Linked DNA regions of Homo sapiens: region 2 is linked to region 1. Evidence: chromatin loops called from intact Hi-C (ENCODE). Cell type or tissue: B cell. All regions are shown on one strand. Links, peaks and the distances in the headings refer to the core of each region. The heading gives the core; the rest is flanking DNA.

Region 1 (16,609 bases), core at 1,801-9,800:
GTTCCTATCTTGCTCAGATTCTGCTGTTAAAATCTTATAGGAAAACAGCTTTTGAAGAATGATCATGAATAACTGTCTTTCATTAATCCCTTAAAGAGCATACTAGTCCTGATCATTAAAGAGCTAGAGCACTGCTTTCCACACAGACACACAGAAGACTGGAGAACATGAGGATAAAACAAGCCCTTACACATTCCAGGACTGACCATGGGGCTGGCCTTACCTTTTTCAGGTGCAGAGAGATTTGGGTCACTGCGTGGCAAGGCCCCGTCTCCAATATGATTAAACAGCATCCTCTGCAAAGTTACAAGGGTTGATTTTTATGATGTGATATACGGGCATGTGAAACCTTTCAGAAAATGAGACGATTATCTCCTCAGTAAAACTTTTTGTTCAAAATAATTTTTGTGTGATATGATGAGCCTAGGAACAAATAATTTAATTATATTTAAGTAAAAGGGGGTGGGAAGAGCCTTAGGTTTTGAGAAAGAAAAGAGTGTTGGAAAAGTTTGTATTATATTTTAAATATAAATGGTAAATGTTCATAATAAAATGTAAAAAATAAATAGTAAATAGCAGTTGTGCTATGAAGTTCTTTTTTTTTCTTTTCTTTTTAGAGATGGAATCTCACTATATTGCCCAGGCTGGTCTTGAATGCCTGGGCTCAAGCAGTCCTTCCAACCTTGGCCAATCCCAAAGCGCTGGGATTACAGGCATGAGCCACCACACCTGGCCTGTGTGGAGTTCTTTGTAAATACAAATGCTACAGTGGTGATATAAAACAGAAATAAGAATTAAAGGAGAAATATTAGTTCAAAAAATCACTAGTGAGTGAAATTTAACCCCTGCATGTTAAAAATCATTTATTAGGTAAAAAATATATGAAATAATTGATAGTCTACAATTTTTAACTTATAAAAATGCCAGTTTTACATGGTTTTACCTAATATATTAAATAGAAGGTACCAAGTCCTTAAAAGTAGATGTACTACGGCAGTGCACACTATTGAAATTTAGCAACATATATACTGCTTCCAATTTTACTAAAACCAGAAAACTTGGGAGGCTAATCAGAGAAGGCTTTCAGAGTTGCCCATGCTGACAAGAAGTTCTCCTGGAGCAGAACAAACTGAGAAATTCCCTTGCAGCATCATCAAGTGACAAAGGGAAATAGCTAGTCCAGCCAAATGCACTCAGATATAATTTCTGCAAGACATCAGCGTTGTGCAGAGGCGGTACCCTGGGACTTTCGGGAGGATCACACAATCAGCAAAGACAAACCAATGAAGCCAAATCCCACTCTCTCTCATCCACTTCCGGATGTGGCTACAGACTTCTGCCAGGATGGTGTAGAAAAACAGAAATTAGCTGGAGTAGAAATAACTATTTTTCTCTGCTCCTAAACTATTCCCAAATCTTTAAAACTCAGGGCTACCCATGAATCTTCAACTTTGAAACCACCCTTCAAGGCTCCTGAAGTGCCCAAGGGCTGAGCCCAAGCCTCTGCTCTCAGAAAAACAGGGATCACTTCAAAACCAAGTTCAGGCAGGGGGTGAGGGCCAAGCTCCCTTACTCGCATGAGCAGTTGACAGGGAAAGGCTGAGGACTGAACCGCTCTTTTCTCATGCATTCAAGAATGGCAAAGGCAAACAAATTGCTCCTATACTCATGGGTACCCAGATAGGAATCGATTGCAGCTCTTTTAAATAGGTCTAGGCAAAGGCAAAGACTGCTGGGCAGGAGAATGCTTCTCTTCAAGGGTATTTTCCTAGTTTAAGAGGTTCCCCCAGACTTCTGTTACATACACAGGGCATGCAAACACAGGCACTTTATTCACCCAACTACTTTGCATAATGTTTAAGAAGCAGCAATGAAATAGATCAAGGAGGGTAAACTTCCCATTTCCCTTTTAGCATCACTGCCAAGCAACTACCATGTGTCCCTATCAGAAATATGGCTCAGGGCCGGGAGTGGTGGCTCATGCCTGTAATCCCAGCACTTTGGGAGGCCAAGGCAGGTGGATCACCTGAGGTCAGGAGTTCGAGACCAGCCTGGCCAACATGGCAAAACCCCATTTCTATTATAAATACAAAAATTAGCCATGTGTGGTGGTGGGCACCTATAATCCCAACTACTCGGGAGGCTGAGACAGGAGAATTGCTTGAACCCAGGAGGTGGAGGTTGCAGTGAGCCAGGATTGTGCCACTGCACTCTAGCCTGGGTGACAGCGAGATCCTGTCTCAAAGAAAAAAAAAAAAAGATGGCTCAGGCAGAAATTTCTAACCATGGGCAGAAAACAGAGGTGCAATCTTCACCAGCTGGATTGGTCTGACACTGCCCAGCTGCTTGCTTTTGGCAGCTACCGCGTGTTTCTGCAGAGATAGGTAAGCAATTCCAGAATTGTCCTTGTTTTCTAGTTTCTCTACCCTACAAGGAGTACCTGCGAAGGCTCCACAGGTGTTGGATAGATGGCACTGCATGGTCTCTCTCTTGGTGACAGGCAAGAGTTTTCTCGGGAATGTTTGTGTTTGTCAGACAACAAAGGAGAAGCTGGGAAGAGAAGGAGAGAGAGGATCATCAGCATGGTAGTGGTGCTGCACCTGTTTGGAGGCGAGAGCCTGAACGTGTGGCAGCTGGCCACAGTTCCCAGGACTAGAAGGTTCTCTGGGCACCCTCAGTCTTCCCCACACTCTGGCACTGACCTCTGGCACTCGATGGAGCAGAACTTGTCACATTAGGTGAAGCCGAGTGAGTAGAACTCAAGCTTGAGGTAGATGGACTTGGCTGGAAACACACAGGGAGCTATTATCATACCCTGATTAAAGGCTTCCCACGACACTGACGTATTTGAAACAAAATCATCAACTTTTTTTCAAATTAGCAACAAAAAGTCCGTTTAACAATATAGAAAATCTTAATAACTTAGATTGACAAAGAAGTCTGCATGAATTAATGAAAAGTCTGAGATTTTGACTCCTGCCAAAGGAATGCCTTCGTGTTAGATTCAGCTATACACTGTGACTTCGTACCAGTTAGCAGTGCATTCCTTCATTGAGGTATAAGTAGAATGACTTCCAGCCTAGGGCCCAAAAACAGGCGAGTGCGTCTAAAAGGCATAAAATATGCCTTCTTGTTATCTGTACAAGTATGTTCAAAGCATGAATTTGGAAATAAGTGTTATGTCTCCTTTCCAAAGATAGTGGTGAGGAAAATTTCAGCTTAGTCTTACTGAACTATCATAAATGCCATATTAGTAGTGTTTAAATAAAATGTTTGCTTGCAGGAGTTATACTGGCTCTAAAATCCCTAAAAACTACATTTTTCTTGTATAAAAAAAATACCTTTGGAAACTTTCTGATATGTACATAAGTAAAGATAATTTTAAAACAGACCCTCAAATCATGTCTTTTTTTCTTTTTTCTTTGAGACACAGTCTCGCTTTGTTGCCCAGGCTGGAGTGCAGTGACATGCTCTCGGCTCACTGCAACCTCCTCCTCCCAGGTTCAAGCGATTCTCCTGCCTCAGCCTCCCGAGTAGCTGGGATTACAGGCATGCGCCACCATGCCCGGCTAATTTTTGTATTTTTGATAGAGACGGGGTTTCACCATGCTGGCCAGGATGGTCTCGAACTCCAGATCTCAAGGTGATTCGCTCACCTCGGCCTCCCAAAGTGTTGGGATTACAGGCATGAGCCACTGCACCTAGCCAAATCATGTCTTCTTAAAGAAAAAAAAAGCCATTTTGGAATGCTAAGAGGGGCCGGGCGCAGTAGCTCATGCCTGTAATCCCAGCACTTTGGGAGGCCAAATTGGGCAGATCACTTGAGGTCAGGAGTTCGAGACCAACCTGGCCAACATAGTGAAACCCCGTCTCTACTAAAAATACAAAAATTAGTCGGGCGTGGTGGTACACACCTGTAATCCCAGCTACTCACGAGGCTGAGGCACGAAAACTGCCTGAGCCCGGGAGGCGGAGGTTGCAGTGAGCCAAGATCGCACCACTGCACTCCAGACTGGGAGACAGAGTGAGACTCGCTAAAAAAAAAAAAAAAAAAAAAAAAAAAAAAAGGCAAGCTAAGAGGCAGCTAGTGAGTGGCAACACACTCTGAGAGTCCTGGACTGCAGAAGGAACTTGGGGCAGGTCTCAGAGCTGAACCTTGTGCAGCGTGCCTAGGCTTTTCCATCGCTTGCTGATGTCGTCTTAAAGCGATGGGGCAGTTTTAAGAGAAACGTCTTTGTAGACTCTAGAGACCCATAAAGCAAGAAGAGTGTTTAAAGGTTTGTCCTTAAGCCAAGTTCTTGCTTGTTGGTCTGTTCATCAGCACAGCAGAATGAACAGAAACACTCATGATTGAGACAGAAAAGGAATAAACACAACCAGACAAAAAGCTAATTAAGTACCTGCATGTTAAAGACTTCATCAGAGCTTTCTGATTGCCCTGTAATATTGCTTACTTCAGCAGAAGCTTGTGAGGACAGTGAGGAGGAAGAATATCGGTTGACAGCTGGGTAACTTAACGGGCTGTTTCAGGGGGAAAAAAAAGGTCATTAACTCAGTCTCCAAATTGTACTTTATCATGTGCTAGAATGCTATGAAACCAAAGGGGGGAAAATACATTCCGTTTTGTTTTCTCCTGTTTGCCTCAATATAATCAAATGTTTGAGTTTATTTATTTCTCATGCTGTTGCTGTTTTACTGGTGGCAGAGGTCTGCAGCTGCCTCGCGGGTTAGTTATTTCATTAAGAAATAGCGTATTTGACAAATTGTGCCATAAAGAATGAGAGAACCATTCCAGATCAGCTTGCGGGTGAGGCCAAATTGTAAGATAATTTGGAATATGACTTACCTGCGTCTAGGAATTACCCTGGTACCATCTGGGCTCACAGAAGCAGGTGCTGAGTTTCTACACACACGAGGGCTTCCATTAGGAAAATGGACAGGACTGGCTTGCATACAAGCAGAGAACTCCTAAAGATGTAGTAAAGGAAATATCTCATTACAGTAATGATTTGGGCAAAATAACTTATGAGACAGGTTAGCATACTAGGCACACATCCTAATTGCCATCAAGTCTTCACATAGGGAGCTATTAAAGCAAGTTCCAGTATTATTTGGCTTTCCCTCACTTACATTTGTGTTTTCCCAAAAGGAAAGCCTCGCAAATAGCAGACAAGGCAATTGTATTTGAGGGCTCCCTGGTAAAACAGTGCAGTTTGGTAGAAAAACCACAAGATGTCACTATTGGATACATCATCATCCCTTTAACAAGCAAACGGCAGTGATCAGGCTGCCCCGCCATGGACACCTAAGTATACATACCTGTATCCCTAAGCTCGACTTCATCACAAAGAATTGGTCAACCAGCTTTTTGTGAAGGGGTCTCATATCTTGAGGTACAAACTTCTCATGCACGGCCAAACCAAATTCCAGAATCTGTGCCTTAATTCACAACATAAGGAAAAAACCTCACATCAATGACTACCTCTCACTAAGTGCCTGCTATGGGCCGAGCACTTTACTACGCATTTCGCTTGCATTATTGCTAATCCTCTGCCTCTGACAAGGTAGGAACAGCTGTCACTTTACAGGTGAAGAAAAACTGAGGATCTGAAAAATCCTGCATGGATAAAAGACAAATGGGGATTAGAACTTGGTTCTGATTTCAGACTTAATTTTCCTACTCCCCCAGGCTTCTTTCCCATGTATTTTAGATCTATAATTATAATGCCTCGTAACAGTTATGTGTCCTTTTGGCCCCTTCCTTCTCTCCCCAGGGTGGAGAAGGAATAGGGGCATGTGCTGCTCACTGTTAAGAGGGCCGGCAATTCTCCCTTAAAGATCTCTTCTTTGCATGGCACCCTCTCCCCCCACATTTCCCTCTCCCACTAGGTTCCTCTGTGCTCATCCATCCCTCCCACAGACTTTCAGAATCTGCCAGGGAGGATGGAAAAAACAAAACAAAAAGGAATTCTATGACAGTTTCCATGCTTCTTGTTTTTGTTTAAAAAGATTATTCCTGGCCAGGCGCGGTGGCTCACGCCTGTAATCCCAGCACTTTGGGAGGCCAAGGCGGGTTGATCACAAGGTCAGGAGTTCAAGACCAGCCTGGACAACACAGTGAAACGCTGTCTCTACTAAAAATACAAAAATTAGCCAGGTGTGGTGGCACGTGCCTGTAGTTCCAACTACTCGAGTGGCTGAGGCAGGAGGATTGCTTGAATCCGGGAGGTGGAGGTTGTAGTGAGCCAAGATCATGCCACTGCATTTCAGCCTAGGTGACAGAGCTAGACTCTGTCTCCAAAAAGAAAAAAAAAAGAAAAAAGAAAAAAATCCCAAAAAACATTATTCATATTCACTTATAATTCAACGAGAGAGCAGGTCCTACTTAAAAAACTTTCCTGCAGTGAGGATCCGAAGAGATGAAGGTAAACATTCAACCTTCCTTTGTGCAACCATCAACAGTGTGTGATTCCTTTGATTCGAGCAGCAGCTGTCTTTTGTATTTTAAAAATGCCCCCCATGCTAACATGGTCAAAAGGACAAATTCCATAGACTGGGAGGAAAACGAATCCTATATCACCACAAGGTTTTGTTGTTATTGTTGCTATTTTTAATCTTTGCAGCTCGTGAAGATTTTAGGTTGAAAGCTCAGGTCAAACAGGACTGACCCTGGCGGGTTGGGGCATCCAGCACCTTCCCTAAGGGACGGGGCTCTGGATGCTGCCCACTGCCAGCATATTTGCATAACAAATATCAAGGATGCCTTTGAAAGGCACACTTGGAGTGCAGTGTGTATGAGGCATAAAGGGAGAGGCTACATCTGTGATGAGGACATGGAAGGGATGTAGGAGGTGGATCTAAACGCAGAGGCCCCCAGTCTTCTCCATTTTAAACACTAGCGTTGGGTGACTTCCCTTTTGTTCACAGAATGTTGCAAGTTGGGTTCTCTGGGAAGTAGACTCCAGCATGGATTTCATAATGTTTATCAGGGTGTACCTTGGGATTGATGCCTGTCAGGGGGAGGGACAGAAGCCGGACTTGACAAGAAAAGAAGTTGAGCTGCACAGCAGTCCTGTCAGCTACTGCCAAACCCAAGGGACCTCTGGAATGTTCTTAAAAATTTATCTGTATTTTAATCTTTTTAGAGACAGAGTCTCACTCTGCTGCCCAGGAAGGAATGCAGTGGTGTGATCATAGCTCACTGCAACCTCGAACTCCTGGGCTAAGGTGATCCTCCCACCTCAGCCTCCCAAGTAGCTGGGCCTACAGGCATGCACCACCACACCCAGCTAGTTTTTAGGTTTTTGTAGAGATGGGGTCTTGCTATGTTGCCCAGGCTAGTCTTGAACTCCTGGTGTCAGATGATACTCCTACCTCAACCTCTGGACCTTTAATGGTCTGTCAAAGTTGTCCTGTGTTGGTCCCAAATGGCCAGGCTTTCTATTGCTTCCTCAGTATGGGATGTGCACCACTGAGAAGGTAGCAACCTTGGGCCAAGTGGCTCTCTGCAGTGGAGGCAATCCCTGAAGGGCCTGACAGCTGGAGATGTCTGTTGAGAGCCACATTTCCTGCAGCTGAGGCAGAGTAAGTCTGTCCTGGAAGGAGCACTGGGGTGGTGCATGTCTCTGTCCTCTAGAGAGTTTATCTGAACTACTTTGCAGAGGTCCAGAGAAGGATGGTGCCCTCTCCAGTCCACCTCCCCACAGAGATGATGAGACTTGGCCAAGGGCACATTGACAGTCACGTGCACTGCTTGTCTTATAACAGAGATCTCACATTTTCTAGGCCATGGCTCTTTCCACAAGGTTTCAGGAACATAAGCAGGACGTAGAAGAAATAAAGGTTCCCTGGTTTTATTTTTCTTGGCAGTCTTCTTGACCCTGAGCTACCATTTAATTCTGGGGAAATAATTCAGTCAGGCTGAATCCAGCAGATACAGTCCTGGGGTGGAGTGAACCATTCATAAGAGGTAAAACACAGATCTTTAAAAATCAATGAAGGTTAAAGTCATTGCATAATCCTAAGTAATGGATGACCTCAACTGCTCACTTCTAGTATCTACAAACACCCAGAGTCACATTGAGAACTTGACTTATTCTTTATTTCCTTACAGATCAGCTTCAAGTAATTCTTCTCTCTCTTCTGTGGCCACCTCTCTCCCTGTAGTATTAGGTTTTGTGGACTAAGCCTACAGAGCATAAAAGATGGATGAAAACCAGACACGACCTCATTTTCTAATCCAAAGAGCATGCTTTACTTATTAATTTGGCATTATTGGGTAGAAAGAAATGCCTTTGTCATGTTTCATCACACATATTCCACTTTTCACAGGAAGCAAATGTCTTTATTTCCTGTTTAACACAGGCTTCCAACCATGTCTCCTACCTCAGAGGTTTTCAAACCATTTCAGGCTATCAATAGGGACACAGTAGGCAACAGATTACTCATTCCAGTTCTTTGTACTTGATGGTTCCAAATAAATAAACCACGCTTCTCTGGGGGTAGAAAATGATGAGTTGTATGTAGTTTTGTCCATATCATGTAACCTATAGGTTTACTTTGCAAAATATGACACTGCTTTAAAGCAAGATCTACTGATTGCCCACTTCCTTATTACAATGCTTAAGTAAAAATTTCATTCATGCCTCATATTTGGAGTTGGCCTGAACTTTTCTGAGCACAGAATTTTGAGTGAAAAGTTGGCATCGGCCAGGCGCGGTGGCTCACGCCTGTAATCCCAGCACTTTGGGAGGCTGAGGCGGGTGGATCACAAGGTCAGGAGATCGAGACCATCCTGGCTAACACAGTGAAACCCCGTCTCTACTAAAAATGCAAAAAAAATTAGCCAGGTGTGGTGGCGGGCACTTGTGGTCCCAGCTACTTGGGAGGCTGAGGCAGGAGAATGGCGTGAACCCAGGAGGCGGAGCTTGCAGTGAGCAGAGATCATGCCACTGCACTCCAGCCTGGGTGACAGAGGGAGACTCCGTCTTAAAAAAAAAAAAAAAAAAAAAAAAAAAGTTGGCATCAAGCCTACAGCAAGTCTCTAGGAAGAGAACATTCAAAGAATGTTTTAAGAGACCACATGAAGTTGTTTGTTTCACAGGTTGAACATCCCTAATACAAAAACTGAAAATCAGAAATCCTCCAAAATTTGAAGCCTTTTGAATGCCAACATCCCACAAGTGGAAAATTCCACACCCAACCTCACGTGATGGGTTGCAGTCGAAACTTCATGCACAAAATTATTAAAATATTATATAAAATGACCTTCAGGCTATGTGTATAAGATATATATGAAATAATAAATTTTGTTATTTGACTTGGGTCCCTCCCCCAAGATATCTCTTATGTATATGCAAATATTTCAAAATCTGAAACACTTATGGTCCCAAGTATTTTGGATAAAGGATACTCAACCTGTAACTGGCTGCCATAGTCTACTCATTGTTAAATTAATTTTTGCATCGGAGTGGGAAGAAGAAGTAGAAATTAGCAAGCTGGGATATATTACAGGAATCTGTCACCCTTGCTTGCCAGCTTCTGTTAGACCACTGATGCAGGAAACCATGCAGAGGGGGCTCTAGGTAAGCAAGCACATATCCAGGCAAAATAGAAGGGGGTTGGCTTCTGCTTCCCTTACCTGCTCAAGCATCAGCTCTCTTAATCGTGCAATTTTCTCCCCATCTTCAGGGTGACTTAAGATATATTCTTTGACAAAGAATGCCTAGTAAGGGAAAGGAGAATCAGTCTACTTTAGTGGAGTACAAGGCAAGTCAAAGACAAGTTGTTTTTAAAGACCTGGCATCTTTATGGAAATGACACCATTACAAACCACATTTTGGGACAGATGGGCTGATTACTAGTGTAGGTGGTTGGTCAGAATGGGAACATAAGGAAAGAATTGTTAAAGGAAGATCAGTGATTGTACAATAAGTACCCTTGCTAAAATAAAGAACAAGCCCAAATCAGTAAGCTATATGGCTTGTATCCTAAAACAAACTGCCTTAAGATTCAGTGTGACCTAGATGGTGGCCTTACCTTCCAGGGTATTATATCTTTCTGTTTAAGAGAGCAGATGAAAGGTCCACTTAAAGTATCATCTAAGCAAGATCGGTCTTATCTTTTTTTTTTTTTTTTTTTTTTTTTTTAAATAAGAGATAAGATCTTCCTATGTTGCTCAAGCTGGTCTCAAACCAAAGTGCTGGGATTACAGGTGTGAGCCACTGAGCCCAGCCCAGATCAGACTTTTCTATGCCCATGAACTTCTTTGCTTAGAGAAATTATTTTAGACGGATATTTATTAAACAGTCCTAATGTCCTTTCTACTTTTATTCATGCAAGAATGAACACACACACACACATTTTTATTATCCAAATATAACATGTTGGGAAAATGGAGTTACTGGGCAATTACAAATGACTGTATGTTTGCTCTATTTAACAAAGGACTCTGTGTCAATCGCAGCCCTATGTTTGCGTGCTGATATGGGTACATAGTCTGAAAAAAGATTCATGAAACCCTAAGAAGTCACAATTGAAAACTTTCTCTGAAACAACAATACCTAATCCTTACCTCTTGATACCTGGAAACGCCACCATTAACTGCAGCATCTATAACTCCATTCAGGCACATAGTCAGGGGATTAATATTCTGCATCTGTCTTGTCTGACACTGACTAATCAGAGTCTTCAGCTGCTGATTCTTATTTTCTAGCACTTCAATTGCATTTTCCAGAGGACTCATTTCTACCTGAGAAGCAAATGAACATAAATATATATTGAATTTGTGACATTCAAGAAGAAAGACAAAGTAGTTTATCCATGTTCTGAATTATCTGTGCTCCCCCTTGGCTTCCATCAATATCTCTACCAGGGGCCATTCCGTAGAATAGACAAGGATGTGGAAGTCAAGTGGGATGTTCATTAGCAAGGTTTGGAAAGGGCAGGTAATTATACTTATTCATTGAAATGTGGTTTGGATAATCATCAATTCTACATTAGCACTGCAACAACCAATTTAATCCTTAAAATAATATCCAAGCATCTCATGTCTTTTAAAACTAGTTTTTTTTTTCTTTTGAAGGGTTAAATATTCAGAGACCCTGAATATTATCCCCTTTCTCATGCTTATTTGATACAAAGCACCATGGGAGATATAAAGATGCATTTATGGATCCTCTGATGTCAAGGAGCTTTCAGCCCAGTTGGGAAGATGGGACATATGCCACATGAACCTCATATATATATATAACAGCACCATAAGGTGGCACAGGATGGCACACAGTTGGGAATTATAGAAAACAAGATAATATATACTGCAGGATCTATTTGTTGGAGAGCCAAATAGAATCATAATGACTTAAAAATTCCAGGCTGTATGGAGGACCTAATTGTGAAAATGATAAAAGTGCTCTTCAAATGTATGTCATTGGGACTGCTATTGCCTTGAAGAGAAGGTCTGCCAAGCTCTCAGCAATCAAGTAATTCAGGACTACAATTAGCATATTTAAATATTGGTTCATTCAGGCAAGGAAACAAATTAGAGTTTTTAAAGGTCACTTGGATCATCTTAAACCAACACTGAAAAATCCTAGAATATGAAGACTGAACATTCATCAAAGACAAAGAGAAGGGAAGATAAGCAAGAACATAGAAGATTTTGTAACATGTGTAACCATCAAAAAGCACGTGTTCAGGGTATATAAGGATTCTTAAAAACCAGGAAGAAAAAGGCAAACGACCCAATAAAAAATGAGCAAATGAATTAAACAACCACTTACAAAGGAATACATTCAAATGGCCAGTAAACAAATAATGAAAAGGTGTTGGGCCTCATTTGTGATCAAAGATGTGAAAAATACTGCTACAATAACATACTACTAAACACCCACTGAAATGGTAAAAATGACAACAGCAGATGAGAGTGAGACTGTGAGCAACGGACTCTCAATTACTGCTACTGGAAGTTCAAGTTGGTTCATTCACTTTGGAAAAACAGTTGAAGATATATATACATGTGTGTGTGTGTGTATATCGATTCAGAAATTCTAGGCATATAAGGAAAAGTGGGGTAGGAGGTTTGTGCACGTGTACCAGGAAACATGTACAAAAATGTTCATAATCTCCAAAATCCGTATGTCCATTGACAAGAGAATAAACATATTGTGATATGTTCATGGAATGGAATAGTATACAGCAATGAAACAAACTTCAATCACATGCAATAACATGGAAAAATATTACACACAACACTGAGTCAAATATGTCTCAATAGAACACAAGTAGTATGTTATATAACGTTCAAAACCAGGTAAAACCAAATCGACTTGTTTAGAGAGGCAAATAGGTGATACACTAAGCAAGGGAATGGATACCATAGAAGTCAGGATAGTGACTACTTTTATGGTGAAGATGGAGCTATAATTGAGAAGAGGTGCACAGGAGGCCTGCAGGATACTGCTGGCAATGTTCTGTTTCTTTACCTGAATGGTGGAAAACGGGTATTTACTTTCAGATTATTTGTAACACTAAACCTTTGTTTTATGTACACAAAACCTAAACCATAAAGGAAAAGTCTGAGAGCTCTGAGTAACTGAAAGTTAAAAAGTAAGCAAAACATCTTAGAACATAGAATGGTGGTTCCCAGGGTCTAGGGGAAAGGGGAGAGGAGAACTTCTGTTCAGTGAATATCGAGTTTGAGTTTTCCAAGATGAAAAACTTCTAGACATCTGTTGCACAACAATGTATATATAGTTAACACTACCATACTGCACACATAAAAATGGTTACAATAGTAGGTTTTATGTGCTTTTGGCTATAAGAAAAAAGCAATCTTCATCTTTATAAATTCAAATGCTATTAAAAATCAAATTTTCTAAAAGTAAATAAAACAAGACATAATAAACACAGGCAAAATACAAACGACTTGGAAAATATTTCCAACATGAAGGATAGATAAAATGTTAATATTTGCCAAATACTGAAGAAAAGGGGCAAAGGATATGATTGGTATAGAGTTCATCAATATATGAAAACATATCTTCACTTAGCATTCAAAAAATGCTGAAACAAAACATCCAACCCCAGTATAATTTTGGTCTATTATTTGGAAAGATTAAAATATACAACACTTAGTGTTGGAGAAGATGCTGGGGAAATAAGTATTCCTAAGACTAGTTATCCCCTCTAGACAGGGTGTAAACGATATATCCCATTGCTGAGCCATGAATCAGTGGTTACAGTGGGGATACTTTTGATTAATTCACTTCTAGGGAAATATAAGGGGACGGTCAAAGAAGTGTGCAAAGATATGTGATAGAGTGTTCACCAAGAATTACTTTCCTCTATCCTTCAGATTACAATCTCTAAATATTGTTCACCACTAAAATGAATAAGGAGTCATTGGAGAAATAGCTGCTTTCAGGTCTGGGGCAGGAGATGTTCAAGTGATCCTAGACCACCTCGTCTTACCAGGAAGGATGGTAAAGGTAAGGATGGGAGGAAAACATGAAAGTATCTGGCCTGTGATCCATTCATTTTCTTTACTGGGGAATGTCCTTAAGGGACAGAAAAGACAGGTGACTATGTCTTATCTCTTTGTCAATTGAACCTTCAAGTAAACAGACTAAAAGTAATTGCTAGGAGGAAGAGATGTTATCTACAGAATGCCCTAAAGTCCCCAGTCAAAGGATTTCTTTAAGTAAATAAATAAACCAGAATCCATGAGGCATGATTACAGAATGTCCCTGAGAAGCTTTACAACTAACTCTCTGGAGTAGAAAATGGAATGTTTCATAATCGACACTTCATAATTTAAACGTGCTTCTGAATGAGGAACCCTGTGAACCTCAGGGACTCCACCTATAATTCTGAATTATTACTGATGTGGGGAAGAAGGACCTAGCAGACGATGTGTAATGTCTCAGAAATCTCGCTGCTTTATCTGAGCATCCTGCCTGCCTTGAAATTACTAGTAAAGCTTGATGCTGGGAGGGGTCGCTGAGTCCTGCATCGAACTTGACAATCAGATCCTGTGTGTTAGCTCAGTAACAAACACTACTTGGATACTGTGAAAACAGACTCAGGAGCCATTTTGAAGATGCTCCCAACAGGCAAAGATGGAACATTTTTAAATTTAATAACTGCCATGGATTAAAACAAAACAAATATACTTATATCCATGAGTTACTAATGATCCAAAAACCAACCAAACAAAAACCCCTCCAGTCGCTTTTGTAGAATACAGCATTATCTTTCCTGTACCTCAGGGTAATCAAATATTTAGTGAGAGGACATTTCTCTTTACAGAGTATTCCAATGAGTAAATAAACATGAAATAAAATATCACCATTTTGCAACCCATAAAAGATTAATGGATCTGGTCAATGATCACCAGTGGCTGCCAACATCACACACACACACGACAACCAGTAGCACATAACACCAAGTATGAAGTAGTCTTGTGAAAATAAAAGCAAACATTTTATCAAGTCTCTAGTTCTAACTACCAATTTACAAGGAATACAGGTGACAGAGAAACATGTTATATGACTTCACTGGGATGCAGTCTGCAGAATCCACACATACGGAAACATTTCAGGATAAACAGTCTTTAGTTTCTTCAATAAAAAAATAAGGAAAGTGATGCAAGGGGAAACTTACAGATTGAAAGAGACTTAGAAGACATTTCAATCAATTGCAATGCATGGCCCTTATTTAAATCTGGATTCGAATAATAGAGTAAAAATATTTTTTTTTTTTCTGTTTTGAGACAGTCTCACTTGTTCTGTTGCCCAGGCTGGAGTGCAGTGGTGCAATCTTGGCTCACTGCAACCTCCACCTTCTGGGTTCAAGCAATTCTCCTGCTTCAGCCTCCTGAGAAGCTGGGATTACAGGCGTGATCCACCATGCCCAGCTACTTTTTGTATTTTTTGTAGCGACAGGGTTTTGCCATATTGGCCAGGCTGGTCTTGAACTCCTGACCTCAAGTGATCTGCCTGCCCTGGCCTCCCAAAGTGTTGGGATTACAGGTATGAGCCGCCATGCCTGGCCTAAAAATATATAATTTTTTTTTTTTAAAAAAGAGGGTTGAGACTGTCACCGAGGCTAGAGTACAGTGGTATGATCATAGTTCACTGTAACCTCAAACTCCTGGGCTCCAGTGATCTTCTGGCCTCAACTTCTGGAGTAGGAGGTTGCTAGGACTGCAGACATATGCCACCATGCTGACTAATTTTTTAAATTTTCTGTTTAGACGGTGTCTTACTACATTGCCCAGGCTGGTCTAAAATGCAGAATAAAAGACTTGGTAAAGTGTGGAATGAACACTGTACATTTTATGATCAAGTAATTATTGTTAATTTTTAATGTGACAATATTTCAGGTTTTTAAAAATAAATATGAATACTAAAATATTTGTAGATGAAGTGATATGACATCTGAGATTTACTTCAAAAATAGTCCAGTTGAGAGGGAGCAGGTAGACATGTAGATGAAACAAAATTGGCTTGATGGCTGTTGAAGCAATGATGGGTAAGTCAGGCTCATTATATCATTATACATTTTCTCTATTTTTGTATGCTATAACTTAAGTTTAAAAAGGTCACTGGCTGCCATGTACAGAGGAGACTACAGGGATAAGGGGGAAAGCAAATCTTTTAGGAGGCTACTGCAGTAATCAGGCACTAGGTGGCGCTATCGGTGGGGGCGCTGAGGAGTGGTTAGATTCTGGGTATACAGTATTTAGAAAGAGGCACATTGTTTTCTGATGGGCAGGATGTGGTATGAAAATATTCTCGTAATCTTTAGTTGGATTTTTAAAAAATCATTTATGGATTCTAAACTATAAATGTTTGTCTTGATTAAAAATTTTTTAATCAGCTTAGGTTTTTTTTTTTTTTTTTTTTTTTTTGAGACAGAGGTTTGCTCTTGTTGCCCAGGCTGGAGTGCAGTGGTGTGATCTCAGCTCACTGCAACCTCTGCCTCCCCGGTTCAAGCGATTCTCCTGCCTCAGCCTCCCAAGTAGCTGGGACTACAGGTGCGTGCCACCATGCCCGGCTACTTTTTTGTATTTTTAGTACAGACGGGGTTTCACCATGTTGGTTAGGCTGGTCTTGAATTCCTGACCTCAGGTGATACACCTGTCTCAGCCTCCCGAAGTGCTGGGATTACAGGTGAGCCATGGCACCCAGCTGAAATGAGCTAATTTTTTAATCAGGACAAAAACACTTTTTTTGGGTTTTGAAAATAATAAACTACAGAGGAAACAATAGTTCAAAGGCATTGATATCTTAACAAAAGTTGATAAGCTATTGGGGGGGGGGTCTGTGATTTAGAAAATAAAGGTCCCCAATTTCATCTGAAACCTTTGGTGCCACATGTTTCAGAATGAAGAACTTTTCAGATTTTAGAAAGGCAGTATAGGGCCATATATGGTATATTATGTAACCCCTAGCAGGATCTAGGGCAGGTTCCTTTAATCAAATGCATTACATTAATAAGGCTGGGCATGGTGGTTTATGCCTGTAATCCCAGCACTTTGGGAGACAAAGGCTAGAGGACTGTTTCAGCCCAGGAGCTCAAGACTAGCCTGAGCAACATCGTGACACCT
Region 2 (16,609 bases), core at 3,213-11,212, 2.0 Mb after region 1:
TTCACAATAGGAAAAAAAGGCAGGAACAACCAAAATGTTCATCAACTGATGATTCAATAAACACAATGCAATATATTCCTACTGTGATGGTTAATTCTTTTTTTTTTAACCATCGACATAATCACTTTATTAGATTATATAGCAATTAAGGGCTTTTTCATAGTTACTAAAGAGCACTGTCAATTACATATAAAATATTTTAAGGGTTATGATATCACATAAAGATTTTATCAATTTTTTTGTTTTTATTTTTATTACTTTATTTTATTTTTATTTTTATTATACCTTAAGTTCTAGGGTACATGTGCACAACGTGCAGGTTTGTTACATATGTATGCATGTGCCGTGTTGGTTTGCTGCACCCATTAACTTGTCATTTACATTAGGTATTTCTCCTAATGCTATCCCTCACCCATCCCTCATCCCCCAAACCCACAAAAGGTCCCGGTGTGTGATGGTCCCTGCCCTGTGTCCAAGTGTTGTCATTGTTCAGTTTCCACCTATGAGTGAGAACATGCGGTGTTTGGTTTTCTGTCCTTGCAATAGTTTGCTCAGAATGATGGTTTCCAGCTTCATCCATGTCCCTACAAAGGACATGAAATCATCCTTTTTTATGGCTGCATAGTATTCCATGGTGTATATGTGCCACATTTTCTTAATCCAGTCTATCATTGATGGACATTTGGGTTGGTTCCAAGCCTTTGCTATTGTGAATAGTGCTGCAATAAACATACTTGTGCATGTCTTTATAGCAGCATGATTTATAATCCTTTGGGTATATACCCAGTAATGGGATGGCTGGGTCAAATGGTATTTCCAGTTCTAGATCCTTGAGGAATCACCACACTGTCTTCCACAATGGTTGAACTAGTTTACACTCCCACCATCAGTGTAAAAGCGTTCCTATTTCTCCACATCCTCTCCAGCACCTCTTTCCTGACTTTTTAATGATCGCCATTCTAACTGGTGTGAGATGATATCTCATTGTGGTTTTGATTTGCATTTCTCTGATGACCAGTGATGATGAGCATTTTTTTATGTGTCTGTTGGCTGCATAAATGTCTTCTTTTGAAAAGTGTCTGTTCATATCCTTTGCCCACTTGTTGATGGGGTTGTTTGATTTTTTCTTGTAAATTTGTTTAAGTTCTTTGTAGACCACTTTTGACGGGTGATGGTTAATTCTATGTGTCAACTTGGAGAATGTTTGGGGATGAAATTAACATTTAAATTGGTAAACTCTGAGTTGGCAGATTGCCTTCCATAATGGGGGTTTGTCTTATCCAACCAGCTGATGTCCTGAATAAAACAAAAAGAATGACCTTCTGGAGCAAGAGGCAGTTCTCCAGCAGACTACTTTCGGAGTTCATGCATACCATCAGCTCCCCTGTCTCTCCACCTGCTGGCCTTGGGGTGGAAACGACACCATTAGCTCTTGGGTTTCAAGCATGCTAGTCCACACTGCAGATTTTGGACTTTCCAGCCTCCATAATCATGTGAGCCAATTCCTTATAATAAATCTCTTAATATGGAAATTAGTTCTGTTTCTCTGGAGAACCCTAATACACCTACAATGGAATGTAACTCAACATTAAAAAGGAATGAAGCACTGATACATGATAAAATATGAATGAACCTCAAAGACTTTATGCTAACTGAAATAAGCCAGAAACAAAGGACAAATATTTTAAGATTCTATTTATGTGAGGTACTAGGAATAGTCAGATTTATAGAGACATAAAGTAGAATAGTGTTTTTAGTCTACAAAGGCTGGGGAGAGAGGGAAATTGCAAGTTATTACTTAATGTGTACAGAGTTTCAGTTTGGGATGATGAAAAAGTTCTGGTGATGAATGGTGGAATTGATTGCACAATAATGTGAATGTACTTAATGCTCTTGTACTGTACACTTCAAAAAATGTTTAAACTGGTATAGTCAATTTTATGTTATATATATTAAAAAGCAATCAATATTATATTTCATTGACTTGCAAATACATCTAAAGCCATTTGTATGGAATCACAGAATTTAGATTTGGAAGAGATCTTAGCAGCTCTATCACTGAATCGCTTGTTTTATACCTAAATACCTGTTCTTCTTTCCCAAATAAACTTAGTCTCTGCTAGAATAACACTAAGATGGAAGGTCCTCCCTTCCTGTGGGAACTTGTTCCTTCATTCAAAGGACTCTTTCAAATGGTCAGATGGTGCTTCCTCAAATCTAAGCCAAATCTACCTCCCCATATCTTCCCCTATGTTATATATATTTGCAGCCCCCAAGGCCAATCCCTGAGCAAGATCAATATAGCATCCAAGTGTACACCTTCTGGAATGAAAATAGCTATCGGATTCACAATGTCTTGTTTTCCTCAGTCTATAAATCCCTCATTATTTTTCAATTGTTTGTCATATGCCCAAGTTCTTACACAGGTCTTGCACTGCAGGCTCCTCATTTCCTCTCTGACCTCCTGCCTTCCTACCCTTCCATTCACCCACTCTGACCGAACCACACTGGCCCCCTTGTTCATCATGGAATACACTGGGCATGCTCCTGATTTTACCTTGGCCATGCCCTCTGACTAGAATACTCTTACCCCAGATATTTACACTGTTCCCACCCTTACCTTCTTGACTCTTTGCTCAAATGTCCCTTTTCAATGAATCCCATTTTGGCCTCCCTGTGGTAAATGATAATCTTCCCCTACTCACTCTGAATGCCCTGGCCTTCCTACTCTATCTGTTTCCATAGCTCTTATTGCTTACTAGCATCTATAGAATTATAGGGCAACTATATAATTAACTTATTTGAGTTAACCTATCACTGTATCCCATCATCAAATATAAGCTCACAAGGGCAGGGAATTTTGTCTATTTATCCACGGATGTGTCAAAGGTGCCTACATAGTGCCTGGCCATGATATACTTATTATCCATCATATTTTTACATATTTAATAAATATATGTGGGAAGAAAGAACAGCTATTTTTAGACTAGTTAAGAGTGTAGGCTTGGGGCATCCAGATGCCTACATTTAAATCCTGCCTCCATTACTTATGAGCTAGTGACATCGAGCAAATTATTTGAACTTTGATTTTCAATTTGCACTTCTCTAAAGTTTACATATTTTTAAAAGTATTATTATTTTTCTTTTCACAATGCTGGATATTTTTCTTTGGAATTCTTCCTGGTAGACAAGCTGCAGAGTATTGATCCACATATGCCAGTAATATGCCGCCCACCCCACACCCCACACAGTGATTTTACAGAATGCTTGTTCTGTGAGATACTACTAGATGTGGCACCCAGAGAAAGTCATGTGGTCAAACACAAATGCTGGAAGGAACCAAGTCAAATGACTTTTTGTTTTTTAACCCTGCAGGACTTCTCAAAACTTTTAATATGTTAATGTGCAATATAATCATCCTCAAGGTGGAGAATATAACACACAGTGTTTTCTAAAAATAATCTTAGAAATCTATTTTTCTGCTCATGGAGCATATCAGAGGAGTAGTGCCCTGAGAAATGTACTTTGGAAACTTCCTTCACCACCACCAAGGATAATCATGGGCAGGAGAGACATGGAAAGCTATGGCTGAGCACCATCAGCTTTTCTGCTCATCCAGTCTTTGCTCGTTTCCCAATTCTAATGTGATATGTGTCAAAATCTTTGTTCTTGTTCCATTTAAATTTAGCTGTAAAAATTCTCAAGATCTCAGTTGCTATGGCTAGTGTCCTATACTTTACTTTCAGAGTTTCTTTATACTAACTTTCTTTCTGTTCTGTGTGCTCTGATTGCCCAGGATTTCACACATTTATAATACTGCAATGTTCAGTCTTGCTGGCATGAATCTTATTTCAAACATCAGTCAGCTGCTGCATTTACCTTTGGTGACTCATGACATTCTCTTTCTCATCCCCTTCCCTGCCTCCCTGCATTCATTCTAACACTGGCACCCTAATCACAAAGCACCCCATCACCTCTGGACCACTCAGTGGGCACCTGAAGTGTAAACCTCTGAGGTCTTTTCAGTCACCTCTAGAGAAGGGAAGGAGTGAAGTTACAGCCTGCATAGTCTGTAAGAAAAGTCAGAACAGGCCAGGCACGGTGCCTCATGCTTACAATCCCAGCACTTTGGGAGGCTGAGGCAGGCAGATCACTTGCAGTCAGGAGTTCAAGACCAGCCTGGCCAACATGGTGAAATCATGTCTCTACTAAAACACAAAAATTAGCTGGGCATGGTGGTGAGTGCCTGTAGTCCAGCTACTCGGGAGGCTGAGGCAGGAGGAGAATCACTTGAACCTAGGAGGCGGAGGTTGCTGCGAGCCGAGATCGCCCCGCTGCACTCCAGCCTGGGTGACGGAGGCAAGACTCCATCTCAAAAAAAAAAAAAAAAAAAAAAAAAAAAGTCAGACCTGCAACTGAGTAGGAGCCAAAGAGAATAGGCTGTGGCTACACAATGCTCCCAAAGGCTCTAATCAAGGAAGCCTAAGAGGGCAGGAAGAAGCTGATGTCCACCAACTGCACTCTGCAGATATGCAGCTGGGATACACGGCAGGTACAGGAAACTGAAGTGTCTGAACATGGCCAGGCTGGTACTAGCAAAGGAAATTGTTCTAGTGTTCATAAGCTTTAGTATTTAAAATGAGTTAAATGTCAATGACTTTTAATTTTATATAACTTCTGACCATTGTCTACAATAAGATACTTGTATTAATATGAATCAAACGCTGAAAGACTCATTTTGCTGCAATATTGCATTCATTAATATAGATTTTAACTATCTCTTCTCTGAAATCATTGTCATTGTGTTTTCTGCTCATTGAACATCCCCATCCTTATATCATATCCCCAGGGTTGCCAGAGTTAGCAAATAAAAATACAGGATACCCAGTTAAATTTAAATTTCTGATAACCAATGAATAGACTTTAGTTGCAAGGGACATATTTAATTATATAAATTACCTTGAATTTAAGATAAGTAAAACATAATTTTTAGTATAAAAGTATGTCCCACGCAACTAAAGTATATTCTTGATTTTATCTGGCAACTTTACACACCTCCCAATTTTGACTACTGACTTTATCTGGGACCTTCAAATAGCAAACTGTGGCCACAAAAGTGGACTTTCTCAAACCCCAGTAAGCCTATCTCCTTTGGAACCCCCTATCTCCCACTAATCCAGACCATCAGCATCTATGTCTTAAGGTATGCCAGCCAGTACACTTTTGATAGTGTTTGCACTTGGAAACAAATACTATACTCTACTTGAGATGTGACCTGAGCCAAACATAATAGGACTAACACCTTCCTCATTGCAGACACTATTTCTGTTAAGGGGCCTAAAGGTAATGTCAGCCTATTGGTCAGCTTCATCACACAGGTAGCTAACATTGATGTTCACCTAATTAATATTCTTAAGTCTTTTTTCATACGTTCAGCTGAATGATATTTTATCCTAGTTTTCTTCTCAAAACTTACTTAATTCTGGCTTTAAATGTCTTAACTCTATTTCAAAAGCCCATAGCAACAATTTTTACTTGTCCTTTTTTTTAAAGTAGTTATTTAATCACAGGTTTAATAGGTATATACAAGATCAAACCTGTTGGAATGAATATATGATAGAGGAGTTGGATCAAATTTGTATAATCATGATAATCCATTTGGGAAGTGTATTTGTACTTTTAATTTCTGAACTTCTAAGAGAATACGTGAATAGCCCCATTGGCATTGCTAGTTATCCCCTTCATTATTTCGAATCAGGCTTTTTTGAGATTGTTTTGTCAGAATTTCATGTTATCTCTGAATTTTTTTCTCAGAATTTCAAAAATGTAATTCTTTAATGTATATGTCAATCTGTGCCCATGTTTTAGGTACTTTACACATTATCTCTTTGGATTCTCACATAACCATGGGAGGCAAGTTACACTTTTTCTAATTCACAGGTGAAGGAACAGAGGTTCAATGAAATGAAGTGACTTGTCCAGGTCAAGACATGCAGCAAAAGTCAAAGTGCTAGAAATGGAAGAGGCAAAGACAGACATTTGCAGACTAGATGATTGGATGAAATCCTAGCATCTGAAACAGCAGTGGGGGCACACCTCTGGAGAAAAAGGAAAGCCCTGGGGCCTTCCAAGGGACCACAAGGACAAAATGTTGATCTCACAGCAGCAGCTGCCTAACTGCCCAATGAACTCATCTTCAGGCAGACTTTGAATAGGTCTTTGCCTCTAGGAGATAAAATAGAAGATTATACAGGCCAAGTACGAATGAGACTAACCTGGGATGTGGTTGCCAAATATCTGGAATACGTAAAACACAAAAGAGTTTTTATAAAACAGTAAATAAAACAAATTTTAAAAGGAAATATAAATTTCTTCCGATGTCTGAGAAAGTTTAATTTGTTTATATGCTGTCTCAAATGGTATTATAGAATTGTAGCATTGGAAAAGGATCTTAGAAATCACTATATTGGCATCATTGTTAATAGTTTATCTCTAAGTAGATAATAATTAATTTTAATTCATGACAGAGTCTACCCCCCATTATCAACAATTACCTTTCTATCTATACAGTGTCTCTCTCTCTCTCTCTCTATCCATCTTCCATTATCCACAATTACCTTTCTATCTATCTATTTATTCAGTAATTTTCCTTCTTAAGGCTACTTGACAGGTCTGCGACGTTTGCTCTTTGCAAAAAGGCAACATGCCATCTAGTGGTCATAAACTGAATTGCAACCAGGAGTCCCTCAGAAAGCATGCACTTACTTAAGGTGAATGGAACTTGTAGGATTTGCATAATAGCTTACTGGGTCAACTAGGCACTAATCCAAATGTCTCAGACACATAGAATATCTGTCATTTAGTCAAAATCCTCTATGTGGCCTTTTCCTTTTTATTTTTTAGTTACGCCTTTTTTTAAATCAGTTTGGTTTTCCAAACCAGAGGGTAAGCCCTGGGCTGACAAAGTATCCAAATGCATCACGCTGTCCTAGAATAACTATCTACCCAAGTACTAATATTAAAATATTTAGTAACAGAATGACATTCCCTAAGATACTGTCCAGACAGCTTCCTGAGAATCTGTCATAGTCTCCAGAAGTTGGTGGCTTGATAAGTTCTGTTAGTAGTTCTCTTCCAGTGAATATAAATTTAGTTACTTAAGATGACTCAAGGGGCTAGTCATAAGGTGATTATCATCTGCCTTAAAGTTGACTTTATTTGAAATTAACATAGCAACACTAGTTTCCTTTTCTTTAGTATTTTTCAGTGTATGTTTCATCATCACTTTACTTTCAGCCTTTCTGTGTTTTAATGCTTAGATGCTGTCAGGAAACAAAGCTAGAACAAAAATAAATTTAATCTTAAAATCTATATTTTATTAATTCGGTTACATTTTTGTGATTATTAGCATGTATTTGGACATCTGTCATCTTTTTTTTACGATTTTACATCCTTTCTTGCTTAACTTTCTGCTTGTTTTGTAATTTCCCTTTTATTCTTCTACTAGCTTAGAAATTATGTATTTTATTTTCATTTTCTTTAGCAGTTGTCCTTTTATTTTTAACATCCATTCTTGACATAACAAAGTAGAACATTCAATAATATCTCTGTCCTTTCAAAAACATTAGAACAATTTATTTTTTAACATACTCCCCTCTTTAAGGGTAGCTGTCCAGTATTTTAGATACTACTTGCTTTGGAAGTCCTCAAAACCAGATACTTTTTGCAATCAAAGCTTACTGAGTTTTATTAAAATGTTTAAAATTTCTTTAGGGAAAATCACTTTGTGCATCATCATTTTTTTTCATCAGAATCCTCTTTTGTAGATACTTAAATGTATCAGTTAATTTTTCTTTCAGTAAAATCCACAAACTGAAAAGCTCTCAGATATTGTCTGAAAAATATGCCTTTATTTTGCCTTTATTCTTCATCAATCATTTAGCTGGGTATAAAAGTCCATTTGTTCAATCATTTCTCCTGAGTCCTTTGAAAGTATTTTTCCACTACCTGTGGTAGCTCTTGATGGTAAAAAACAGTTTTTATTCTGCTTACCTTTCCTTAGTAGATGATGTGTCTTTTCTTTTGAAACCTTTAAATGTTTTCTTTTTATTTTTATGTTCTGCAGTTTCATAATAACCCACTCATTGTGGAATTAATTGCATTTTCTTGCTCTGAATTTGTGTGCCACTTAAATCAAAAATTTTATTTTTTTCCCTTACATTTGGACAGACTTTCAGGCAATATTTCTGTAAATATTGCTTCACTGCTAGTCTCTACCTCTCCTTCTGGAACACCTTCCAAATAAACATGAGACTTTCTCACTCTATCTTTGGCATCTCTTAATATGCACTCATTGTGATGGTTAATTTTATGTGACAACTTGGCTATGCTAAAGTGCCCAGTTGTATTGGTCAACAACAAGTTTAGATTTTGAAGTATTTTTTAAAGATATGATTAGTATTTAAATCAGTAGACTTTGAATAAAGCAGATTATCTTTCACAATATCATGGGCCTCACTTAATCAGTTAAAGGCCTTAAGAGAAGAGATTAAGATCTTCAGAGAGGGAAGAAATTCTGCCTCTAGACTACCTTCCAACTTAAGACTGCAACATGACTCTTCCCTGGGTCTCTAGCCTGCTGGCCTGCCCAGAAGATTTGAGACTGTCAGCTTCCACAATAGCATAAGCCAATTCCTTAAAATAAATCTGTTTCCTTCCCTCTTCTCTCTGTATCTTTCTGTCTCTCCCTCACATGTTTGGACTTATTTCTATCACTTTGTTTTGTTTACTATTTTCCCTCCTTTCTTTGCTTAATTATCTGCATATCTATCTATCTATCTGCATATACACACACAGAGGCATATTTATAGATATATCTATATCTATATAGCTAGATATAGATAGAGGCATAAATCTATCTGTATCTATATATACTATATATCTATATATATACTATATATCTATATATCTATATATACTATATATCTATATATCTATATATATACTATATATCTATATATCTATACTATATATCTATATATATACTATATATCTATATATCTATACTATATATCTATATATATACTATATATCTATATATCTATACTATATATCTATATATATATATATACTATATCTATCTATCGAGAGAGAGAGAGAGAGAGATCATATTGCTTCTGTTTCTCTGGAGGATCCTGGCTAATAAAATCATATTTTCAATTCCATCTCTCTATGCTGCCTTTGACATATACTGAGTGATTTCTTCATCTTCAACATCTTGCTTACTAATACCATTTCAGCAGTTCCTAATCTGTTTAACTCTTCCATTAAATTATTTTTTTCTTTAATTAACATTTACATTTTGTTTGGTCTTTTTTTCTAGTTTCCCTGTGTGTGACCATAGCATTCTATCATACATTAACATTTTCATTCCTGCTTATCTGTCTTTAAAAATTATTTTGAAAAGCTTATTTTATAATATTTTAGATTGTCTATCATATCCATATTTGGCTAAATGTCTACCATGGTAGTTTGATTCTTCATGGGAGTCAGGTTATTTTTCTGTGGAAGATTTGTTATTCTTAAGTTGTAAAAATGTCTGTTCCAGACTGGCTTCTCCTGAAGCCTTGGAAGTTTCTATGATTCTCGTCCTTGAGCCTTCCTTGAGAACTGGCTCGCTGTACTGTCTTCATCTCTCACCATGCCTCATCTGGATCAGCCACTATCCAGATCATCTTCATTCGAGTGAGATTTTATAGAGCATTTCTTATTTGATATCACTTATCTGGGTTTGTAATTATATATTTATTAGTATGGTTATTAGACAAAAATCTATCACTTCCTCATCCTCAATAGACCCTTAATTCCACAAGTAGAGAAAATATTTATATTTTTATTTACCCACTTGACATAGTGCCAGACATATAGTAGTCATTAAATTAAATATCAATTCATTGAATGAATGAGCAGTAAGCACATTCTTTTCTGCTAATTACCAGAGTTCTTCCTGAATACATTTCATTCAGATACTGAATGGATCAAACTTTTTGAAACTATTATTTTTTGTCCTATCCCTGCTATTGTTGGTGCTTCTATGGCTGAAACATTCAAATGCCTGAAAGAGCCATATACTCATATATTACTAATTAAGGAATTTCTGAGTTTTTGAACTTTTGAATTTAGAGTCATGTAAAATCACCAAAAGCTATCTTCTATATGTCCACAAAACATACAAGTATCTCCAATAGAACTGCAAATTCTCCCGCACATGAGGAAGTGTTTGATCAGGGCAAATATCAAGAAGTGATCACAAACAAGAATGAGATTCCTAACTCACGGTTTCAGAAAGATCAATCATTATCTAAGGTTGGAAGCCTGCAGCATAGTACCGTCTTAATGCTCAGGTGGGATGTTTGATTCCAAAAAGCTTTTGAGTTTTAGAAAGGAAGTGTGATAAGGGTTTAGCTTAAAGCAGATTGTTACCATTTTTTATTATATAACATTACAGTAATGTTATATACAGGGAGCTCTCACTTCCTGTATGCTTCTTCTGGAATACCTCCTGAAGGATCTGCCTCAGGCTGTTCTACACTTAACTTTTTGTACTCCAAGAAGGAGTACACTCTAAAATAATGATTAAAAAGTGTAATACAGTAAATACATAAATCAGTAGCATAGTTGTTTATTATCATTATCAAGTATTATATACTATACACAATTGTATGTGCTAGACTTTATCAACTGGCAGCACCAGCATCACCACACACCCGTGAGTAACACATTGTCCTATGATGTTTGGACATCTATAAAGTCACTGGGCAATAGGATATTTGCAGCTCCATTGCAAACTTATGGAACCTCTGTGGACTATGCAGTTTGTCATTGGCTGAAACGTTGTTCTGCAGCACATGACTCTGTGTGTGTGTGTGTGTGTGTGTTTCTGTGTGAATGTGTGTGTGTAATTCTGCTGGCCTTCATACTTATAGTCAAACTAGTTTTAAATAGCAGTATCCTTTTAGACTGCTTGGGGATCCCATCTGATTAACTGATGTCATTGCTGAATCGGTGGTTAAATAACTCAGTTGTTAACTATTTTAATTTGTATATATGTGCATGTACATGAGGTAAGATGAAAAGATAAATGGGTGGCAAAGCCACCTGTTGCATGGATGTATTTGGTTCAGTCAAACCATACGTAGCTTCACATAAGTAGTTTCTAAGCAATGAATGAATTTTAAAAAATATTCAGACCTTGACATTAAAAATAACCAGGTCTATAGACCTCTGTTATATTGTCTCCCTTAAAATAATGTTGAATTAATTTTAATTTTCTAACTGGCATGACTCATAGCTTAAATGTTTTAATTTATCATAAGGACAAAGCAAAAGTTTTAATCAGAAATATAATTTAATTATTGCAAATGTAATGGTTGGTCAATTACTAGTGGCCATTTTTTCTTTTTTTTTTTATTTTAGCCTCATAAATAGTCATCTGGCATTAAATATTTGTGATCTAGGCCAGTAACCTTTTTCAGTCTCGCAGGACCTTTTTTAATTAAACTATGTCTTTGTCCCATGTCTGTAATCCTCTCACTGACATTTTATATACAAGACACCTTGCTGAAAAAAGGTCAAGCAGTACAGTTATAAATGGAAAAGAGATTAAAAGAATTCTCAAGCCATGGTGTGATCTAAGAGCAAGTTAAATATGGAGCAGGTCTTAGTAGACATGCTCAGTAGACAAGGAGGAATCCTCTGGGTAGATTTTAATGATTGGGGCAGGAAAGCAAATGAAAATTATTTTCATGGCAAAAATAAAAAAAAGCACATTTTTCATAGGCCACAATAATTACTGTAAAAGCCCACCATAAGGTTTTAGTAGCCATAAAATGTTCAGGAAAACAATTGCAAAATACATTCACAGTGTTTGTATAATTCTTGCCTACAAAGACATTTTTGTTGCTCCAGTAAACCTGGCAAATGTCAGTCTAGTGTTAAGGTTAATTAACCCTAGAAGTAAAAAAAAAAAAAAAAAAAAGAGAAAGAAAGAAAAGTTGAAACATATATGTATCAATGAAGAATAAGAACAAAATTCAAAAACTGAGTAAAGAAGTGGGAGTAAGCAAATGCCACATTACTGAAAATTCTATTTTTACCTATATGTTGAATAGTAGTTATCGTGTTTGAAAGGTAAATACATTTACAGAAGTGAGTTACATTATTATCACCGGAACATTAAGCAGAAATTGAAAACGGATTTTCCCCCCTTAATATTCTCCAGCTGGCATGTTATGACTAAAACTTGCTGAATCCATGCCACACTGTGATGCATTTAATGGTGTACATGGGTACAACTAAACAATACATTACTTGTAGTGTCTGAAATAACCCAGCAAAGCATGGTACTCAAGTGCTGAAATACCACTGTCTGCTTCTCAAAGGTTGCTTAGTTATACCAAAGAGGCCAACCTTCTCTGAAAAGCCTTAACTGCTAATTTCTTTCTGTCACTTTTATATAGTCCAGTCATAAACGTGTACTCTTTTGTTCCTATGCCATCAGAATGGTGTTATTTAGATGTTAATGCAAGAGGCAAAGCAGTTGACACGGGAGCTTTAATCATAGGACTTGATTAGTGCTTTCAAGGTTCTTAGTGTTTTGTTTATAAACAGTATATTTGGTTCAGTCAAACGTCTCTTAATTTCTAAAAAAAGAAAAGAGGACAAAAAATACAATAAACTGAAACTAGAGCTTTAACTCTGACTTAAGCTAAACCTCTGCGGGTGTTTCCCAGGCTTTGGGTTTCTGGGTGGAATCTTTGTCGGTGCTAAATGGAAAGGTTACTGTCTGCATCCTTCAGCTATTATAAGACTGCTGGCAGGGACTGAACTCTCAGGATCCAGCAGACCATTCCCTGTCCAAAGTAACTGGATGCTGTGTTTCAGAAATGTGATAGTTGACAGGCTGACATTATGACGCTTGTAACCCAGCCTGTGTCCCAAGCTTCAAATCAGCTATCAATTCAAACAATAAGAACAGTTTCTAGACATAAAAACCTGGAGGTTGTTTTGCTTGTACATTTGCTTAGTGGAAAAACATTTTATCTTAGTAATGTGGGTTATGTTTCTAAAAATCAGGCAACTTAAACCAGCTCATTGAATTCACTTGGTTATTTTCAGCATGTTCTACTGGAATTCAGCTTTTTTTTTTCTTTTCAGATGATTTGTTCCTCTGGATATAATTATAGACCTTAACCAGTTGAAAAGACAGAACAATTCAGTTAATAAAATAGTTGCTTTTTCTGAATGAAAACTTCCAACCAATTTTCTGAACTGACAGAAATGACTATTTTGCCATTGGTCATGTTGAGCTATTGGTATGCAAACTATGTTAACTTTTGTCTGAAATAAGTCAAAATGAACCTAGGCAGTCAAGACAAATTGAGTATTTGATAAATGATTTTTTTTCAGTTTACTTTCTTAATAGCTTCACCTGTAAAATAGTCAGAAACAACTTAGTAGGAGGTAAATTATGAAAAATAATCTATTGAATTATATATTCTGTGCAAAGCACTTCTTCTCAATGCCTCATTATTACTGTTGTTATCATTGTTGGCAGGTTGAAGCTCAGGAAACTAAGATTTGAGAGAGGTTATATAATTTGCCTAAGGTCATAAAAATAGTAAGTTGGTTTATGTCCAAACTCATGTTTTCCCACTTACAATACTCTCCTCCATTTCATAAACTGTCTGCACTGTCATCAAGAATAATAATATTAAAATATAAATTTATGATTTATGAACTTTCCCATTTACATCATTTTACCTAGCTATAATAGACAAGGCTTTTAGTTTTATTTCATCCATAGACCAATAAAGTAAACAGTTGAGAATATCAAATATTGGCATATGTTAAAATTATATTCGAGGAGTTGTGTTTAAAAAGAAAAGCATGTATATTGTATTCTAATGCATGGGCTTATATATAGGAAATAGAATTTAAAAGTATAAATTTAGAATGTCTATGTAATGAGTTATCATTGAGAGTATTTCCTTCTGCTTCATAAAAAATGTAATTTTCCACAACTCTGAAGATATTCAGCAAAATATATTCACTACCAGAAAAAGAACAAAATGTTTGTGATGTGGTAAATACACCAGGAGTTTGCTAGATGGTGCTGCAACATATATTTGTAAAACTCTACTAAATGTGTCTGAATAGGAAATTTTCTTGCAATTAGAAATATTCAGACCTATATTTATATTTAAAGTTGTCTATGATATCAGATTCACTGTTAGATTTCAATCTTCATTTTTATTTAATTTACCCTATATTTAACAAATTCGTTTTTGTTATTATAGGCTATTTTAACATATCCTGGGCACAATAAGCCACTGCAGAATAGCAAAGTTCAATTTCTTATATTATGTTTCTTGCAATAAAGATTTTTTCCAGCTATACTAGTAGCACCTGAGCATAATGCAAAATAAAATGATTTAATTTTAAATGTACTAATAATTCAGTATAAACTAAAACTACTTTAGAGTCCTTACTAATCTGAATTATAAAGCTATCTCTTATTTATGGCATTTGAAAATCTTAAATACATGTGTGTTAATTAAATAGATTTAAAGCAACATAAAAAGAAGTGTTTCACTGTTTTAAAAACTTTAATTTTAAAATATCAACAATATCAGAACTATGGCTCTTAACCTTAATTGTGCATTTGTGCCGGCCAACCTACATGCTAGACAATCTTCTGCATAATTAAGTTTCAGTACTGGAGAAGTAGTGGCTACTTATAAAAAAAAGAATGCATTAATACCCTTATTTCAAAAGGCTTCAGAGAGACTGTGTCTTTCTTGCTCTTCCGTCTTCTATCTTTGAGGATACAGCAACAAGTCGCCATCTTGGAAGCAGGGAAACTGTGCCCTCCCCAGACATGAAAAGCTGATCCAGGACTTATAGCTTTCAGAACTGTGAGAAATATATTTCTATTGATTATAAATTACACAGTCTGTGGTATTTTGTTATAACATCAAAAGTGGACTAAAACACCTATGCTATGAGAAAGATAGTTTAGCTTTATTGATATTAGAAAAAGTAGATTTTAAACCAAAAAGAGTTACTAAAAATAAATAGGATATTTCCTAATGTTATCTTCTACCATGAAGGGAAAATTGTTCTAAATTTGTATGCACTTGATAATAGTTTCAAAACTATAAATAAGAAAGCTACATAAATAAAAAGCAGTAAAATCTACAGTCAAGTTACAAGAAAATTCTAACACTTTCCTCAGTTATTGAAAGAATATGTAGATAAAACCATGACTAATTATAATAAGCAAACTTGGCCATAATGAACATATAGGGAACACTGAATACAATTGCAGAATATTTTTGAGTGCATGGAAATCATTTAACAAAATTTACCTTATTCTGAAATGTATCAATTCTCTAACAAACTAAGATTAAAATCGCACAGTGAAATAAAGTTAAATATCAGTAAGAAATATATAAAAGGCAACTAGAGGCCAGGCACAGTGGCTCATGCTTGTAATTCCAGCACTTTGGGAGGCCGAGGCTGGTGGATCACGAGGTCAGGAGTTCAAGACCAGCCTGGCCAACATGGTAAAACTCTGTCTCTACTAAAAAAAAAAAAAAAAAAAAAACAAAAATTAGCCAAGGGTGGTGGCACATGCCTGTAGTCCCAGCTACTCAGGAGGCTGAGTCAGGAGACTTGCTTGAACCCAGGAGGCAGAGGTTGCAGTGAGCTGAGATTGTGCCACTGAACTCCAGCCTGGGTGACAGAGCAAGAAAAAAAAAAGAGGGCAACTAGAAATGCATCCAAATGTTTAAATATTAAGCAATTATTTCTGGATAATCACTGGATAAAAGAAATCACAAGGAAGGTTAGAAAATATTTTGACTGGATAATAAAGCAAACATATATCACATCTTGTGGGGTATCTCTAAAATGATAATTTGAATGTGTTTATGCCAATAAATCTGAGACTTTTTATGAACAAAGAACTCCTAAAATAATACAATTTTTGAAAACTGACCAGAATGAAATAAAAAATCTAAATTACTTGGTATCCAATTAAAAAAACACATGTGTAATTAAAAACATTTCTCAAAAGAAAATTTTAGGCTCTATTGGCATCTGCAGTAAATATTTCCAACATAAGAAGTAACACCAAACTTACAGAAACTCTTTCAGAGCATAGAACAAGAAGAAACGTTCCCCAACATATAAGGCAAATAACTTTGAGATGAAAATCTGACAAAAGCATTGTAAGAAAGCATAATTATAGGATAATCTATCTCATGACTACAGATATAAAAATTTTCAAGAAATTATTAGCCAAAAGAATTTCCAGAGCTAAGGTACAAATGTCGCCACTTTCCCGATACCAACAATAAACAAGTAGAACTTGAAATTTAAAACACAGCACCATTTACATTAAGACCCCACAAAATAAATATTTAGGTGTAAATCTAACACAATATGTGCAAGATCTATTTGAAGAATACTATAAAAATCTGATAAAAGAAATCAAAGAACTAAATAAATGAAGAGATATTCGATGTTCATGGATAGGAAGATTAAA

The links. A loop is a pair of places that touch in the nucleus more often than their neighbours do. Peaks named below come from ENCODE experiments on the same cell type or tissue, not always from the same donor. Only the 100,000 strongest peaks of a DNase experiment are listed, where the experiment ranks them.
Region 2: it touches region 1 in a loop (7-fold over the local background); 6 of 110 quality-filtered maps call a loop at or near these places.

Annotation. Positions count from the first base shown.
Region 1 is chr7:111,736,694-111,753,302 of GRCh38, forward strand. DOCK4 (dedicator of cytokinesis 4) reads right to left here. Exons shown (of 53, transcript NM_001363540.2): 43 at 10,574-10,750; 44 at 9,641-9,724; 45 at 5,320-5,439; 46 at 4,847-4,968; 47 at 4,401-4,521; 48 at 2,703-2,784; 49 at 2,441-2,550; 50 at 224-296. Among named protein-coding and RNA genes, the nearest start is that of DOCK4-AS1, 64 kb to the right of the region's middle. RefSeq lists an enhancer at 6,186-6,827. In B cell, for the core only: CTCF peaks have their summits at 5,240 (motif pointing right) and 5,442; a DNase peak (open chromatin) is centred at 5,238.
Region 2 is chr7:113,703,772-113,720,380 of GRCh38, forward strand. No RefSeq gene overlaps it. Among named protein-coding and RNA genes, the nearest start is that of PPP1R3A, 210 kb to the right of the region's middle. In B cell, for the core only: CTCF peaks have their summits at 6,722 (motif pointing left) and 6,928; a DNase peak (open chromatin) is centred at 6,710.